Regions from separate parts of the Homo sapiens genome. Here region 2 is linked to region 1. The links are chromatin contacts, found by Hi-C in ENCODE. All regions are on one chromosome and are shown on one strand. The core of a region is the stretch at or near the end of the contact, and the rest is flanking DNA. Distances in the headings are between cores, read along the strand shown. Region 1 overlaps STK39 (serine/threonine kinase 39). Region 2 overlaps STK39 (serine/threonine kinase 39).

Region 1 (7,928 bases), core at 3,111-5,610:
TTATGCAGTTTCACCTTTATCCCCTCCCATCACCCACCTGACCCCTCTCCCTGAGGAGGGAACACAGTTACCCTTTCTCCCCTTTTTGGGTTGCTTTTTCCTCTTGGTTGCCACTGCTTCTCTAAAACTAACTGGCTGCCAGTGTCCTCTGAGGCCAGTGTCCAAAGGCCAGCTCTTCAGTAGTGACCCTTGTGGGACTCTCTGAAGAGATATAGGCCAGCTCTGCTTCCTTTCACCTAGGGAGGTGAGCAAGTGACTCACCTCCACTTGGGAGGAGTGGGGTGATGGCAAGATGGCTTGATGTGGGCCACCTTCCAGGTGACCCCTTCACCACACCAAGACACGGGGGTAGGTGTGCGTGGATGCTGAACGGCTGCTCCTTCTCTGCACTCTGCCGTGTCTCACTAGTTTTCTTTTGTTTGTTTGTTTGTTTGTTTGTTTTGTTTTTGAGATGAAGGAGTCTCCCTCTGTTGCCAGGCTGGAGTGCAGTGGCACGATCTTGGCTTACTGCAACCTCCACCTCTCAGGTTCAAGCAATTCTCCTGCCTCAGCCTCCCACATAGCTGGGACTACAGGCATGCACCACCACGCCCGGCTAATTTTTTGTATTTTAGTAAAGGCGGGGTTTCACCATGTTGGCCAGGATGGTCTCGATCTCCTGACCTCGTGATCCGCCCGCCTCAGCCTCCCAAAGTGCTGGGATTACAGGTGTGAGCCACCATGCCTGGCCATCTTGCTAGTTTTCTTTTCCTTGCTCAGGCAGTAGGGGTAGGGTTGATCGATATGTCTGCTCCCTAAGCAGGTATTGATCTGGGGAATGAGATGCCAGCCTTGCCTCCTTGCCCACTCCTTTGACCTGTGGAGTGCCTCTCTGGGGGACTCCTGCAGTTGTATTGGTAGTGGGGAGCCTCAGTACACACCCTAGACCAGTAACTCGTGAGGGTTCCCTGTCATTCTTTACCCCTTCCCCATATTTTCTTTATAAAGATAGGAGTTGGAGGAGTCAGATGTCGTGGTTGGGGCTAGCATAGCCATTTTGGCCAATTGTTAATAAGCCTTAAAGGAGTAGCATGATATTTGCATCAATCTTTAGAATATGGGGTAGCTGATGTCTGGTTATTTTTAGCTTAGCATCCTAGGAACAGTGCTAGGGTGACAGGAAAAGATTCACCTAATATCCACTGTCACAGTCATTCTTCTGTACGTCTATTGAACTCCTGCTGGGCAAGTTACCATGGGAATATTCTAAAACATAAACTTTGTCCTTGAAAGATCTTATATTTTGGTTTAAGAAAATAAGGATATAAACAGAGAAAATATTGAATAACCATATAAGACAGCATGTGGAGAATAGTTCAAATAAATTAAATTGAGAATAATGGTGTCATTTTTCAAATATCAGTGTCAACTGGGGTGGACGGCTAAGACTGCCTCTGGCCTGCTGCAGGGGGTGTGGGGGTGGGTGAGGCAGGGGGCCTGAGTGTTTCTGTTCTAGAGGATGCCTTCCAGCTCTGTTGTGTAGCTTCTAGCTGTGCTCTGCAGGTTAAAAGAAGAGGAAACACCCAGGGTGTGGGAGGAATGGAAGAAGAAATGTGAAAATGTACCAAGGCACAGGTTTAGGACTAACTTGATTTTTTTTTTAACCAGATTAAATTTTGAAATAACATCATTATATTCTTGTTTATAACTTTTTTTTGGTCACTTATAAGATGCAAATGAACAATGTTGGGTTTTTTTTGGTTTTTTTGTTTGTTTGTTTTTTGTTTTTTTGACTTGTGCCTTTACTTTCAACAGAAGTTACAAGGAGCTTGCTGTTCACTGAATGCTTTTCTTTCTCTTCTCTGTTATCAGGTTGATTCCTCTTCAGTATAGTTACTCATTTTTTCCTGTACTTACCTGAAAGGAGAATGTAATTAACCACTGTCTTTGGCAGTGGGTCTGTTGGAATTATTACCTGTTTGGCCCTTAGTCATGGTTGGTTGGTTTACATTCTTGGTCTCCTTTCCCAATCTTATTTGTCTTCTGTGACCCTTGCCCAGCATGCAGTTGGCCTCTCCTTCCACTGCAGACAAACAGGTCTTCGCTCACCTTCCCAAAAAGCTGTCACTGGTTCCCTTGGGTTTGCCTCACCACAGTGCAACAAAGTGCATGAATTTGGGTATTTGTAGATTTGGTGCAGTGTACATTTTAATCTTCTTCTTCTCTTTTTCTAAACTCCTGGTCCTTTTATACTTTCCTTCCTGTTTCTTAGATAATTATTAGAGGCTGATCTTTTCAGTGTTAGCATCTTTCTTATAAACAGTCTTTGGGTCATATTTCAGTATTTTATCAAGCTTACTTTAAGGACAAATCAAGCTGATGCCCAGTAACCTCTCTTAGGCTAGAATTGACTTTATGATGTTCAGTAAATCACCATGTTTAAGGACTCCAAACTTATCGTAGTGGCCTTGGACTTCAAGTTGCATATTGAGTGATAAGGAAAGGACCATATATCTATTTTTCCATCCTAATCTCTACTATGTTATTGGTGTTGAAACTGTAGAAAGGTCCATTAAGTCTAAGGTTACCTTAAAGGGAGGTTATCTCTGCTGTTAAAGTGACAATACCCGTGATATACTCAACAGTATTGCAAGGATCTTCCCCTTTCTCTCAAAAGTCAGCTATTGTTATTTACTTGTGCTGCTGCCTACTTCATGAAAAAAAGGAGCCATATAAAAGTGATACATTTTAACATGTTGCAGAGATGAACAAGGGCTTTCACACAACCTCCCCAGAGAAAGGAATAATAATTATTTTGATAAAGTGCTGTTCTATTTGAGAGGTTGCTTTCCTCTAGCTAAATCCTCAATAATAATGCCTACATCTATTATTGTTCTAATATAAAGAATTGCGAGTGTAGGGAATTATTTTATATAAAGAGATTCTCACTCTAGGGAATTTCTATACTGGATAATCTGCAGCCTCCTGAGTGCAAATAAAAAATGGAAATTAAAATCCTCTAGCTTTGAAGCATACATAATAAGGCTGCTGCAAGTACGAAGTCAGAAATTGTGAGATGATCAAAATCTTCACAGAGTAATATGTGCTAATGACAAAGTTCAGGTCAGAAACCAGGAAAAGAATTGAGAAAGGGCTATGGTTGTGTTAGCAGCCTCCTACATCTTTGTTGGTGGTCAGAAATTGTGCCTGTGTTGTACTTCTGAGTTAGTTGTAACCTATTATATTCCTCTTTGCTGTGTCACTCCTGCAAGGAGAATTTGCAGAGAAAATTCACATTTGCATTGCTTCTGTGTTTTAAAATTTAGAAGCAGCTGCAACATGATTTAATCAAGTAGGGAAATATCGTTTAACTACATTTTGGGGGTTGTTTGTTTGCCTTTTTGCTGTATATACACACTTAATTGATTCTGTTACTGGGGTTTGTATTTATTTTCAATTTAAAAATTAGGAATCATCAGCCTCCAGATTACTTGCCTCTATTAGTTATTGATGAGTGATTTTTTTTTGCCATCAATGAGTAATAAATAGAACACCTCAGATTAATTAATTCCATTTGTTGAATTGACCTTTGTTTCAGACACTGTTCTGGGGGTATAAAATGAATAAACCAAGTTAAATGATAAAGGAAAACATACTCTGATTGCTGAGTAAAAGGTGGGCTTTGAACTGTATTTTGTATTCATAGCCGTCAGTCAGGTAGTTGAAGATTGACTGGGTAAAGTTGGGCGGTGGGGACGGAGGGGCCAGGTAGATAATAGTTCTTAACTGTGGGTGTTAGGGACCTAAAAACTCAGATTAAGCCTGTAGCTTCCCCCTCCTGCCCCTACCAAATACATATTTAACATTTACATAGTATTTTGCAGGTGGTTTAGATAGGTTTACTGATCCCCAGAAACCCATCTATGGACCCTGCAAAGCTCCAAAATTAGAAGGAAGGTGGCTGGGTGCAGTGGCTCACTCCTATAATCCCAGCACTTTGGGAGGCCAAGATGGGTGGATCACAAGGTCAGGAGTTCAAGACCAGCCTGGCCAAGATGGTGAAGCCCCATCTCTACTAAAAATACAAAAATTAGCTGAGCATGGTGGCAGGCGCCTGTAATCCCAGCTACTCGGGAGGCTGAGGCAGAGAACTGCTTGCACCCAAGAGGCAGAGGTTGCAGTGAGCCAAGATCATGCCACTGCAATCTAGCCTGGGTGACAGAGCGAGACTCCATCTCAAGAAAAAAAAAAAAAAAAAAGAAGGAAGGAAGATAGAATTAAGATCCTTCAAACCTGTTGTTACTGTTTTTCCAGGAATGCCCAGACTCCATTGTAACCCCTACCTTTGAACTGGGCTAACCGGACTTAAATAGGAATTGTGCCATAACCTATCTCTTTGTTGTTTTTAATATACAAAGTAACAGTAGAAAGTTAGGTTGAGTATGAAGATGATTTTTAAAGGGAGGGCTTTTCCGTAGAGAGATGGACAGAGAGATACCCTAGAAATATTTAGAGGAACTGAAAGTTGAGTAAGCATTGATGTAACCACATGATATAAATGAATGATTTATTTTTACCTTGCCTTGTTCCAGAGAAGATTTAAGGTGACTTACAGTATGAAAGCATAAAGTAGGTGAAGTAAAATGAAGCTAAAATGAGATTTTAAAAATATCTTGAGAGTGGAAAGAGAATTGGGCAGGGAACCCAGAGTGATATAATTACAATCACTGAGAAGAAAATTTAGCCTTCAGCTTGTTAGCAACCAGGAAATTATAGTTGTCTATTTAGTCCTCCTCTCTTGACAAAAGTAGACCTATAGGATTAAAAGATTATATAGCGAGGCAAGCTTTTGCTTGATACCAAATTCAAGTGGAATTTATCTCTTGGTTCTTTCTATAAAGAACCTTGGATAACATGGCAGAGAGCTTGACCTACTGTTGCAAAAAATGTTCTTGAGTTATTTTTTCTTAGATTGACACTCCTTAGAAGTCAAGGGCTTATCTTCATTGAATTACAGCATACAACATAAAGTAATTTCTTCAGAGCCTAAACCAAGTTCAGGTCTGTTTTCTTTCCACTGATCAACTCTGAGAGAAGATCTTGAGCTTAAAGTTAAGGAAATGTTTTTAGCAGGGAAAGAATAGCAGTTAGTCCAAGTTAGGAGTTCTGACCACCATCTAAAGTACCCATTTGCTGTATGTTGACTGAAGGGAATTCTTAGGTTTACAGATCAGATGAGTAACTAGCAGCATTACCATTCTCATTGGAAAATTCAAAAATCTGATGTCACTTAGACAGACGAGCCTCCACTTGCAGACATACTGTAGAGAAGGAACTTTGGGGATAGATCATGCATTTTTTTTTTTAAAGAGCCAATAATTCTTTCCCCAAATATACAGTGGACAGCATACTTGTAAACCATACAGTATAGGAGAAGTGATATTAGCCTGGGCAAATTACTTTTCAAGTAGGTGTGATCAATGGCTTCCTTTCCCATAAACCTTGTGTATCCTTTGGAACTTTTATTATTTTAAATAATATAATAATATTTTATAATAATAAATAGAATAATATTATTAATACCTCTCCAAGAGTTGGACTTTAGGAGTTGGAAGGATTGCATATTTTTTAATTATAGCAAATATTTCTCACCAGCAATAATATTAGTTTTAGCATATTAATGTTAAACTTGTTAAAAACACAGCTCCTCCTGGACACACCTGCTGAGGTCAGATCCCATGATCTTCTCCCTAGACGGTAAGCTCCAAGTGGGCAAGGACCAGGTCTATTTTGTTTACTTCTCTATGTTCCATGCCTCGCACAGTGCCCTTGATTCCCATAATGCACAAAATTTAAAGAGGCATGAGTATGGGACCTGTGTAACTTAATGGGTTAACAGTTCCATGTACTAAAAAAGAGAGAAACGTCACTTTATGTAATTCAGTGACTATTTTTTTAAGTGCTTACTCTATAACAAGGCAGTGCTGTATTAAGTGTCAAGGGAAAAGAACCCTTAGCTTTGGAGAGAAGATAAACATATACAGAGATAGTTTCAATGTTATGGGTTAAGTCCTTGATAGTCCTGGGGTTTCAGAAATATAAACATTTTGTCAATTAAAGGTATGAAGATGCCATATGCTTGTATTACTTCCTTATGAAAATGAAACTTCATATAATTATTAATTAAAGTCTATATTTCACTTAAAATTCTAGGTGAAGAAATCTGGATAAAAAATTTATTGGGAAGGATTTCATGTTTTGAACTGTTGTCCAGTGAGGTTATATGGCAGTAATTTTCTCCAGTAGGGAATTCCTAAAGTTATCCCATTTTGAAGAAGGTATGTATTACATTTTTCATCCACATGAAGAAGATTACACTTGAGAACTTAGCGAAAAGCATTTGTTGAAGCCCATTACTCAGGGCAAGAGCTACCTAATTTTTGTGATTTATCTGCTATGACGCTTTTCAACTTAAGGGTTTATATTTTCCTTTTTTTGTGTAAAAAGAAATACTTGGAACCTATGGTAATTTTTTTGGCATCCTTGTTGATTCAGCCCTTTTGTGGTTAGTTTTTTCTTCCTTTATTTTTTCTATATCTGTCCACCTGTACATTTATCCAAATATATATATATATTGAGCAACAGTTTTATTCTCAATGTTAGTAATATAAAGATGAACAAGGCAAAAACCACAGCATACAATCGGCTCACTGTGAGGAAGTCATTGAGTAATTTGTAGATCGGAGTGCGGTGTTGACAGGCATTGTAATGTACAGGATGATTGAGGACCAGAGCCCAGAGATGGTACTGAGTTCTACCTAGAGTAGGGTAGGGAGTCTGAGGTAGGGATAGAGAGGCTCAGGGAGGCTTCCCAAGGGAGGCAGTGCCTGAATGGGACATTTCTTATTTGGTTGTATAATATATCAGCAATACCTTTATCTAAAAATAAATTCCTGGGTGGTGAATAATAGGTTTCTTACCTTTCTTTTAGCCTTCTGATTTTTAAAATAAACTTAATTGCAGTATAATTTATATATAATAAATTGCATCCACTTAGTACAGTATGTTTGATGAATTTTGACAGCTGTGTACACCCGTGAAGCTATCACAGTCATCAAGACACAGAACATTTCCTTCTCCCTGAGAAGTTTCCTTGTGTCCCTTTTGCAATCCATTCCTCCCTCCACCTCTGGCAAAGGCAGTCACTGATCTGCTTTTTTTTTTTTTTTTTTTTTTTGGAGACGGAGTCTCGCTCTGTCGCCCAGGTCGGACTGCGGACTGCAGTGGCGCAATCTCGGCTCACTGCAAGCTCCGCTTCCCGGGTTCACGCCATTCTCCTGCCTCAGCCTCCCGAGTAGCTGGGACTACAGGCGCCCGCCACCGCGCCCGGCTAATTTTTTGTATTTTTAGTAGAGACGGGGTTTCACCTTGTTAGCCAGGATGGTCTCGATCTCCTGACCTCATGATCCACCCGCCTCGGCCTCCCAAAGTGCTGGGATTACAGGCGTGAGCCACCGCGCCCGGCCTGATCTGCTTTTTTCAAGCTATGGATCAGCTTGAATTTTATAGACTTTTATATGTATTCATTTGTGTCCATCTTCTTTCACTCAGCTATTTTGAGATCTATTTTGTTGCATTCCCTTTGATTAAAGAGGAATATGGATATACCACATTTTGTTTACTTACCTGATGATGGACATTTGGGGATTTTTTTTCAGTTTTTACTGTTATGAATAATGCTGCTATGAACATTCATGTATAGTCTTTAAGTGGTCTATATTTTGATTTCTCTTTGAAAAATTTCTAGTTGTACAATGGCTGGGTTAGGTGGTAGGTGTGTGTTTAACTTTTTAAGGAGTTTTGCAAAGTGGATTTTCCATTTTACAGTCCCACCAGCAGTGTATGAGAATTCTAGTTCCTCTACATTCTTGTTAATACTTGGTATCGTC
Region 2 (7,928 bases), core at 2,253-4,752, 150 kb before region 1:
CTATCCTTAAAACATTCAGAGAGTTGTCTCTTGAAGTGTTTCATCTGTGAACTCTTGCCAATAGCACTTAGCCACCTAGTGAACGCTGAGTCTTCGGTGAAGTTACAGTGCCAGTGAGTGCGATGTGCTAAGTCCGTATTTGATTTGCCAGTGAGGACAAATGCACACACTCTGGTTTAGATCAGATTCAGATGATTTCCTACTGTGCTTTGTGAGTCATTCTAGTATCATCGGTAAATAATTCCTAAATGAAATCTATGTATTTCTTTTTTACTTACTTGGTTTGGGAAGTCATTGACAGGTGAATGATTTTATAAGCAATGTAATGAGTTGCCAAATACAGCAACTTTTCAAGACACTTGAAGCTTACAAACTTGACATTGTTTTAGCTTTAATTTACACCAAAGTTGGGTTATCCCTTTGAAATTATTACACGACACTGAGATAAAGGAGAATTCAAGTGCTCAGTCTTAGGGCTAAAGGCAATAGTTTATGGTTCAATAACATGTTGGGATGTTGTACCACAATTAATGTAATTATTAATAGGTTTTAGAAACATGAAAAGTGTTTGGGATCTAATTCTCAGTGACAATAGCAGAATTGAAAGTCATAATTATTGTGGCTATAAATGTGAGTACATTCATGTGCGTGTGTGTGTGAGTAAAGATTGCAATGGAATATGCATCATGAAAATAGTTGTGTTTGGGCAATGGGATTTCTAATACACTTTTTGTCATTGTTGTTTAGTATGGTTTTATTTTTACTTTTTTTTTTTTTTTGAGACCGAGTTTCGTTCTTTTTGCCCAGGCTGGAGTGCAATGGCACAGTCTCGGCTCACTGCACCCTCTACCTCCTGGGTTCAAGTGATTCTCCTGCCTCAGCCTCCCAAGTAGATGGGATTACAGGCACCCACCACCATGCCTGGCTAATTTTTTTGTATTTTTAGTAGAGATGGGGTTTCACCATGTTGGCCAGGGTGGTCTCAAACTCCTGACCTCAGGTGATCCGGCCACCTCAGCCTCCCAAAGTGCTGGGATTATAGGCGTGAGCCATTGCACCCGGCCAGTATGGTTTAATTTTAAGGAACAAGTTAATTATTTCTTTTAAGCCTTTACAAGGAAAAGAGTTGAATGGAAAGAATACCTACAAATACTGGATATTTACATATATATTTTTTAGTTATACGTAACATTTCTTTATAGGAGGGCAGTACACATGAATACCCATTTGTAAGATATGATTGGACAGTTCTTTCCCCCTGAAATATCTCTTGAACACGGGAAGCACATCCCCTTCTCGGTTTTTATTGTTCCTTCCCCTGCATCCTCACCTTTCCTTGTTCCTGATGTTGGAGGTTCATTGAACAATATGTGGCAGCCCAAGGCTTTCAAATTGACATCTGGAGCATGCAGAACATATTCTGGTGGATGGGCCAGCGTTGGCAGGGTTTTGGGATGGATGAAGAGAGAATCAAGGCCGTTCATTATAAAATGGAGTGATGATTATAGTAGAGGCGATTACATATTTAGTTTCAGTACCTAAATGTCTCCTCCTTTGCATTTAACTTCCAATCTATCAGCAAGTCCTGTGGCTCTACGTCCAAATATATTCTCAAATCCAGCCACTTTACTTTTCTTCTTCTCTACTTTGTCTACCCTAGCACTTGCCATCGTTGATTCATGCCCGCACATCTACAGCAACACCCTAACCAACCAGGCTGTACCTGCTCTTGCCCTGCGTACAATCTTATCTACACATAGCAGCCAGAGTGACCTTTGTACAATGTAAGCCAGATTCTGTAATTCTTTTTTTCAAAATCCTTTCAAGTACTCACCTTGGTCTACAGGACTCTTTCCCTGTGTTTAGTCTCCTGCCAACCTGCCCTACCACCTCTTTCCACCTGCCTCTTAGCTGACAAGCACCAGCCACACCGCCTCTGTCTTTGTCCCTTGAGCTCTCCAAAATCATTCCTATCTGAGGCCTTTTGCCCATTCTGCCCTTCATCTTAGAATGCTCAGATCTTTGCATGGTCAGCCCCTTCTTGTCAGCCCACATGTCACCACCTGAGAGAGGCTTCTCTGACCACCATAGCTCAAGTATTGTCCCCACCAATTTTATTTTTGTCATAGCACTTAACTGCAATCTGAAATTATTTATATTACCCTTTTGTTTTTGAGACAGAGTCTTGCTCTGGAGTGCAGTGGCATGATCACAGGTCACTGCAACCTCTGCCTCCCAGGTTCAAGCAATTCTTCTGCCTCAGCCTCCCGAGTAGCTGGGATTACAGGCATCCGCCCTGCTAATTTTTTGTATTTTTAGTAGAGATGGTGTTTCACCATGTTGGCCAGCCTGGTCTTGAACTCCTGACCTCAGGTGATTCACCTGCCTTGGCCTCCCAAAGTGTTGGGATTACAGGCGTGAGCCACCACACCCAGCCATTTATGATACTTTTAAATCCATATCCCCTCTCACATAAAATGTAAACTCTAGGAAGGCAGATACTTTTTGCTCTGAGCTTCCTTTCTACCACCCTAAATAGCACATGGCACATACTAGAAGCTCAGTGAAATATGTTCAATGAATAAACAAGTACATATTCTTCATTATTGTATAAGATGTAAATTGAGGTGATCATGTAAACCATAAATTGAGGTTCTTTGCAACTCCAAGATGCTATTATTCTTAGTGTGAGGAAGGCATTATTATAATTATTACACATAATCAGTAGATCATATGTGTTTGATAACTTCTTCCCACTCCATTCCCATTTATAGTGGTAGAATTCCTTTCTTTTCCTTTTGAAATGGAGTTTTGCTCTTGTAGCCCAGGCTGGAGTGCAATGGCACGATCTTGGCCCACTGCAATCTCCACCTCCCAGGTTCAAGCAATTCTCCTGCCTCAGCCTCCTGAGTAGCTGGGATTACAGGTGCCCGCCACCACGCCCATCTAATTTTTTGATTTTTAGTAGAGATGGGGTTTTGCCGTGTTGGCCAGGCTGGTCTTGAACTCTTGACCTCAGATGATCTACCGACCTAGGCCTCCCAAAGTGCTGAGATTACAGGCGTGAGCCACCTCGCGCAGCCAATAGTGGTGGAATTCTTACACTCATCCATTCATTTTGTTCTTGTTACTCTAACTGGATGGACTTAAGTATTATCTTTGGCATGTAACAAAGTGCAGCTAATTGACACATCAGGAGACTGAATCTGAATCTTGGGCTTTTACAGAGATTGAATCTGAATTTTGGGCTTTTACAGGATTTTCATTCACATACTGTAGCTAGTAGGCTACAGCTTAGAGTTGAAACTGAAAAGCATGGCCACCGACCAGACTTTATTAAATTATGTGCAGGAGAATTATCTTGGCAGCAAATGAGGCAAATCAATGGTAGGTAACTGTCTTTTGGTGGTTTTGTTTTGAGACATGGTCTTGCTCTGTTGCCCAGGCTGGAGTGCAGTAGTGCCATCGTGGCTCACTGCAACCTCAACTTCCTCTGCTCAAGCGATCTTCCCACCACAGCCTTCCAAGTAGCTAGGACTACAGGTATGTGCCACCATGCCTGGCTAATTTTTAAAAAAATTTTTGTAGGGACGGGGTCTCATTTTGTTGCCCAGGTTATGTCTTCTGAGAGCTTAGAGTTCAAGGTAGAAACGTTAGTTACAAAAACTTGACAACGAGGATGTAAAAGTGAATACTTCCTATCATTTGAGTAAATGAAAGAGAGAGGAAATAAAGTTCATCTGTGAAAATGTCAATTTAACAAGTACTTATCAATCTAATCAGCCTAGCTGTTAAAAAAAATGTAAATGTGTGACTGTAAGTCATATTGAAACTCATGCTATCCTAAGCAGCTCTCCATCTGCTTCTAGTTAGAGATGTGTCATACATCTGGGGACCTGGGCCTCAGGCTGTGAGAAAGTAGTTTCAATTAAAAAAAAATCAATACTTGTAATGGTTTTCTTTCTTATAATATCATACCCAGTAACTTGTATAGGTTGAATTTAGACATAGCGTTATAAAGTTTATTTAATGTGAGTATGACTGGAGGCTCAACATAAGTTGAATAACAGCAGATGCAATCAGCTGGCTGTTCAGCTTTGTTTATATCTTTACCCATAATGTTTGAGGTATCATGTTTTCTGGATTAATAAAATAAATTTCCAGATAAATAAAGTCCAACTTAATTTCAATCCTAGGTGCTGGAAATAATTCTGAAATTTAATTATGCCTTTTGTACTAATTTCTACTAAGGCAGGCATTGTCTTCATCTTTCATTTGTAGTGAATTTCTGAAAAACCCACCCAAAAAATCAAATAATAAACTTACATGTTATGAGATAGAGGGAATGTTGAATCTTCATTTTTGTTTTTATTTTACTTTAATTAATTAATTTATTTTGAGACAGAGTCTCGCTCTGTTGCCCAGGCTGGAGTGCAGTGGCGTGATCTTGGCTCACTGCAACCTCTGCCACCCAAGTTCAAGCTATCCTCCCACCTCTGCCTTCCGAGTAGCTGAGACTACATGCCTGCACCACCATGCCCAGCTAATTTTTATTTTTATTTTTTAAATAGAGAAGGGGTTTCGCTGTATTGGCCAGGCTGGTCTTGAACTCCTGACCTCAAGTGATCTGCCTATGTCGGCCTCCCAAAGTGCTGGGATTACAGGCATGAGTCACCATGCTAGGCCAAATCTTCATTTTTGAATAGCCCGATACACATACATTTCTGAATTATTATTCTTTGGAGTGGATCTGCTCCTTCTGGATGCTTGCAGGCGGGCGAGACCCTTCCCAGGCTGGCACCTCTTGTCCCTGACGCCGAGGCATCTGCTTTTCCATGCTTCAGGCCTCCTTTCCAGTTCCTTCCATGGGGGCCTAAACTCGATTCCCTTATTAGGAGGTGGGTACCTGGCCCCTTCGGGGATAATTTAGGGAAGTTATGCCACCTCTGTGGTAGCAACTGAAAATGTGGCCCATGGACCAGCAGCATCACATCACCTGGGAGCTTGAGAAATGTAGAACTCACCCCTGTCCCATACTAACTAAATAAGCAGCAACGTTTTCACAGCACACCCAGGTGACCCCTTATGTTGTCTCCACATCTTTCAATACAACACAGTCCTAACACCTTAGCCCCCAGCCCCAAGACTAAAGGAGGGAACATTCTCCTGATGTCCTGCCAGGCTCCGACTCATGGTATTGTGGGATCTGCAGGTGGCCTCACTTAGGAGAAACTCTGGGCTGGGGCTGCTGGAGGCAGAGACTGCAGCATGCTGCTGCTTCCACCGGGGCTTAGCAGGTGTTCCGTGCCCTTCATGAGGGTGTGTCTTAATTTTCCTTCTCACTCAATGATGTTCTCAGGGCCCCCTGGGGTTGCCAAGACACTACTTTTCACTGCACTGGACATTTGTGTTCCTGCAGTTCATATCCTCTTCCCTTGTGGCTCTTATTTTCTGCCATCATTTCAGACTATGGCATCATGCCCCTGCTTCTGGGTGAGAGTGTGTGAAGAGGGGGGGGAAGAAAGACTTCTACCATGCAGAGGGTGACCTGACTTCCTGTATTGCGGTTGTAACTTAGGGGAGGGCCTCAGGTTGTCAGAGGAGACAGGAAAAGCAGGAGTTGGGTTATAAGTGCAATCAGATCAGATGGAGAGGTGGCATTAAAGTGAATGGATTTTCTTTTCCTGTGTCTGTGAGTAGGAGAAATGTTTTAGTTACTTGCTGCATCATGGATGTGGTAGCCAGGGCTGTTTAATTACCTGAGAAGTGGGGCTAATTGTATCTTGAACAGTGAGTCACTTTCCTGGCATAATTTTCTCTGTGCCCAATCATTACCATATAAAAGTTGTCAGTGCTGGCCCTCAGGAGTGGGATTTGAAGAGGGGGAGTTAATAGGAAGCTGGCAGGAGCTGGGGCTGAGTGGGAGCAGAGCTGATCATAGGGAGGTGGGGATAAGTAGGCATTTTCTCAAAAGGTTGTAGTGGACCTGGTTCTAGTTTCTATCCAGGTGTCTGGGATAATCATGTGGATACTATTAACCCCAACAGTCAACATTCTTAAACACTTCAGTGCTAGACATGTACATTTATATTATTATGTTTACATGTATAGTCTCATTTAATATTTACAGCCCTCCTGTGAGGTAGATGCTATTGTCATTTGCTTTTTGTAGTTGAGCAATGTGCAGCACAAAGCACACAGGCAGCTTGCCCAAGGTCACATAGCTTGGGGCTGTGTGACCCCAGACCCTCCGTCATAACCATCACTCAATCCAGAGGAAGTAGATTGGGGTGGAATGGGGCGGGGTTTGGAAGTACAGAGCGAACATTTGGAAAGTGTTAGATATTAAAAAGGATCATTTTAGGAATTGTGTTGGAAAACAGAGTGAAATGAGAATTTTTTTTAAAAGCCTGGCTATTGTTAATGGAGCTTGGAAAAGCCCCAGCCTCGTTTTGGAGCTGGTGGAGGTCACACTCCCTTGGCTCCTTATTAAGTGATTTCCTCTAAGCTCCAGATAGACCTTCCTAGAATCTGCTTGTGGTGTTGGGTTGGTAGTCAGCAGACCTCCTTCCATGTTCCTTCTTTGCCTGCTGTTTCCCTGTTAAGCTGTGCTAATGGGGGCACCAGGGGAATTTTGGAAGGCTGTGGGAGGGAGAAGGGACACGCTTCATCCTGTTACTGTTCTTGTCAGCTTAGCTTCGGAAAGGGTCTTTCCCTCTGCCAGCAGTAATTGGTTTCCATTTCCAGTTTCCTTCTACCTCTTGGAACCAGCCTTCTGCCACCCCCTGAGATGCCATCCCAGTCCCATGTAGACCTTCAGAAAGGGCTCCTCTTCAGAGGTCAGGGTCCCAGCCCTGTAGGTTTCCTCCTAAATGTGTAGAGTCTAATAACCACCACCTCCTCCCTTTGATTCCTACAGTCCTACCCAAGGAGTGGTAGCTGCTTCCTACAGCTTCCTGAGTAACTCTGTGTTAACTCAGTCTTTTCCATTCTCTAGCACCTGTTGAATAAGATCTTCGTATTAAATAATATGTCGCATTACATAGTATTGCTTCCATTTTCCTAATAGCCCCTGACTGATTAATTTCCCCAAGCCCTAGAATCCTGGCAGAGGTGTGGCGAGAGAAGCTGATACGCAGGAGGGAACCATGGTTCTCAAATCTAAGGATATGGGTGAATTGCTGGAGAAGCTAATTAAAAATGCAGATCCCAGGCCTCCAGTTGCAATAATTGTGATTCAGTAGGTTGGATATAGGGTTAAGAATCTGCTTTTTAAACAGACATCTTAGGTGTGGCTGATGTGTAGTTATCCTCTTCCTGAGGCTTTGAAAAAATCTGCCCAAATCCAGGGCCTTCCCATGGGGTTATTTCTTGACTCTGGAGTTGTTGTACTGGGGCTTAGACACCAATTTTAATTTTTTTTTTAATAGGGCGTGGGCTGTGGATATGCTAATAACCTTTGATTGAAGACCACCAAGGTTGTATATTGCCCCTGGAGGCTGAAAATCCAACCCTTGTTTAGCCCACAAGCTCTGATGCAATTAGCTGGGAGAAAAGAGCTTTTCCCCCTAACTGGGTATTGTCCGCATGTCAGGCCCTGCACTCCGTTGTGTCCAGTCAGAGGGATTCCTTTTTCTTATTTATGCAAAGCCAACGTGCCTATAGCTGCAAAGAAGGGATGGAGTGGGACTGACCTGGAAGTAGGGACTGGCTCTTCTTTTTGCATATAGAGCCCTTCCCATTTACAGGTGGCTTGAGGTTGAAGCAGTAAGGAATCAGAAGCCACCACCACAGCATACATATTCAAACCAGGACACTTGTACCTTTTGGCCTTGCCAGTGGGTGTATCCGTTTATCTGTGTGAATAGCAATAGACATTTCTTTGTGGAATGTTTGGCTTCCATTTGGTTGATTTAATCAGTAAAACA

What was found. A loop is a pair of places that touch in the nucleus more often than their neighbours do. Pooled maps may share reads with other maps.
Region 2: a pooled map shows a loop between it and region 1 (7-fold over the local background). The contact joins two enhancer-like sites. A Hi-C loop is called at or near these places in 2 of 37 single-sample maps with no recorded cell type and 6 of 50 pooled maps.

What each region holds. Positions count from the first base shown.
Region 1 is chr2:168,038,888-168,046,815 of GRCh38, reverse strand. All of the region lies in intron 14 of STK39 (serine/threonine kinase 39), which reads left to right. Among named protein-coding and RNA genes, the nearest start is that of B3GALT1-AS1, 100 kb to the right of the region's middle. Within about 2 kb of position 4,360, at least 2 of the 41 ENCODE cell types and tissues checked have a DNase peak (open chromatin) inside an H3K27ac peak, as active enhancers do.
Region 2 is chr2:168,190,890-168,198,817 of GRCh38, reverse strand. All of the region lies in intron 1 of STK39 (serine/threonine kinase 39), which reads left to right. Among named protein-coding and RNA genes, the nearest start is that of STK39, 53 kb to the left of the region's middle. Within about 2 kb of position 3,502, at least 9 of the 41 ENCODE cell types and tissues checked have a DNase peak (open chromatin) inside an H3K27ac peak, as active enhancers do.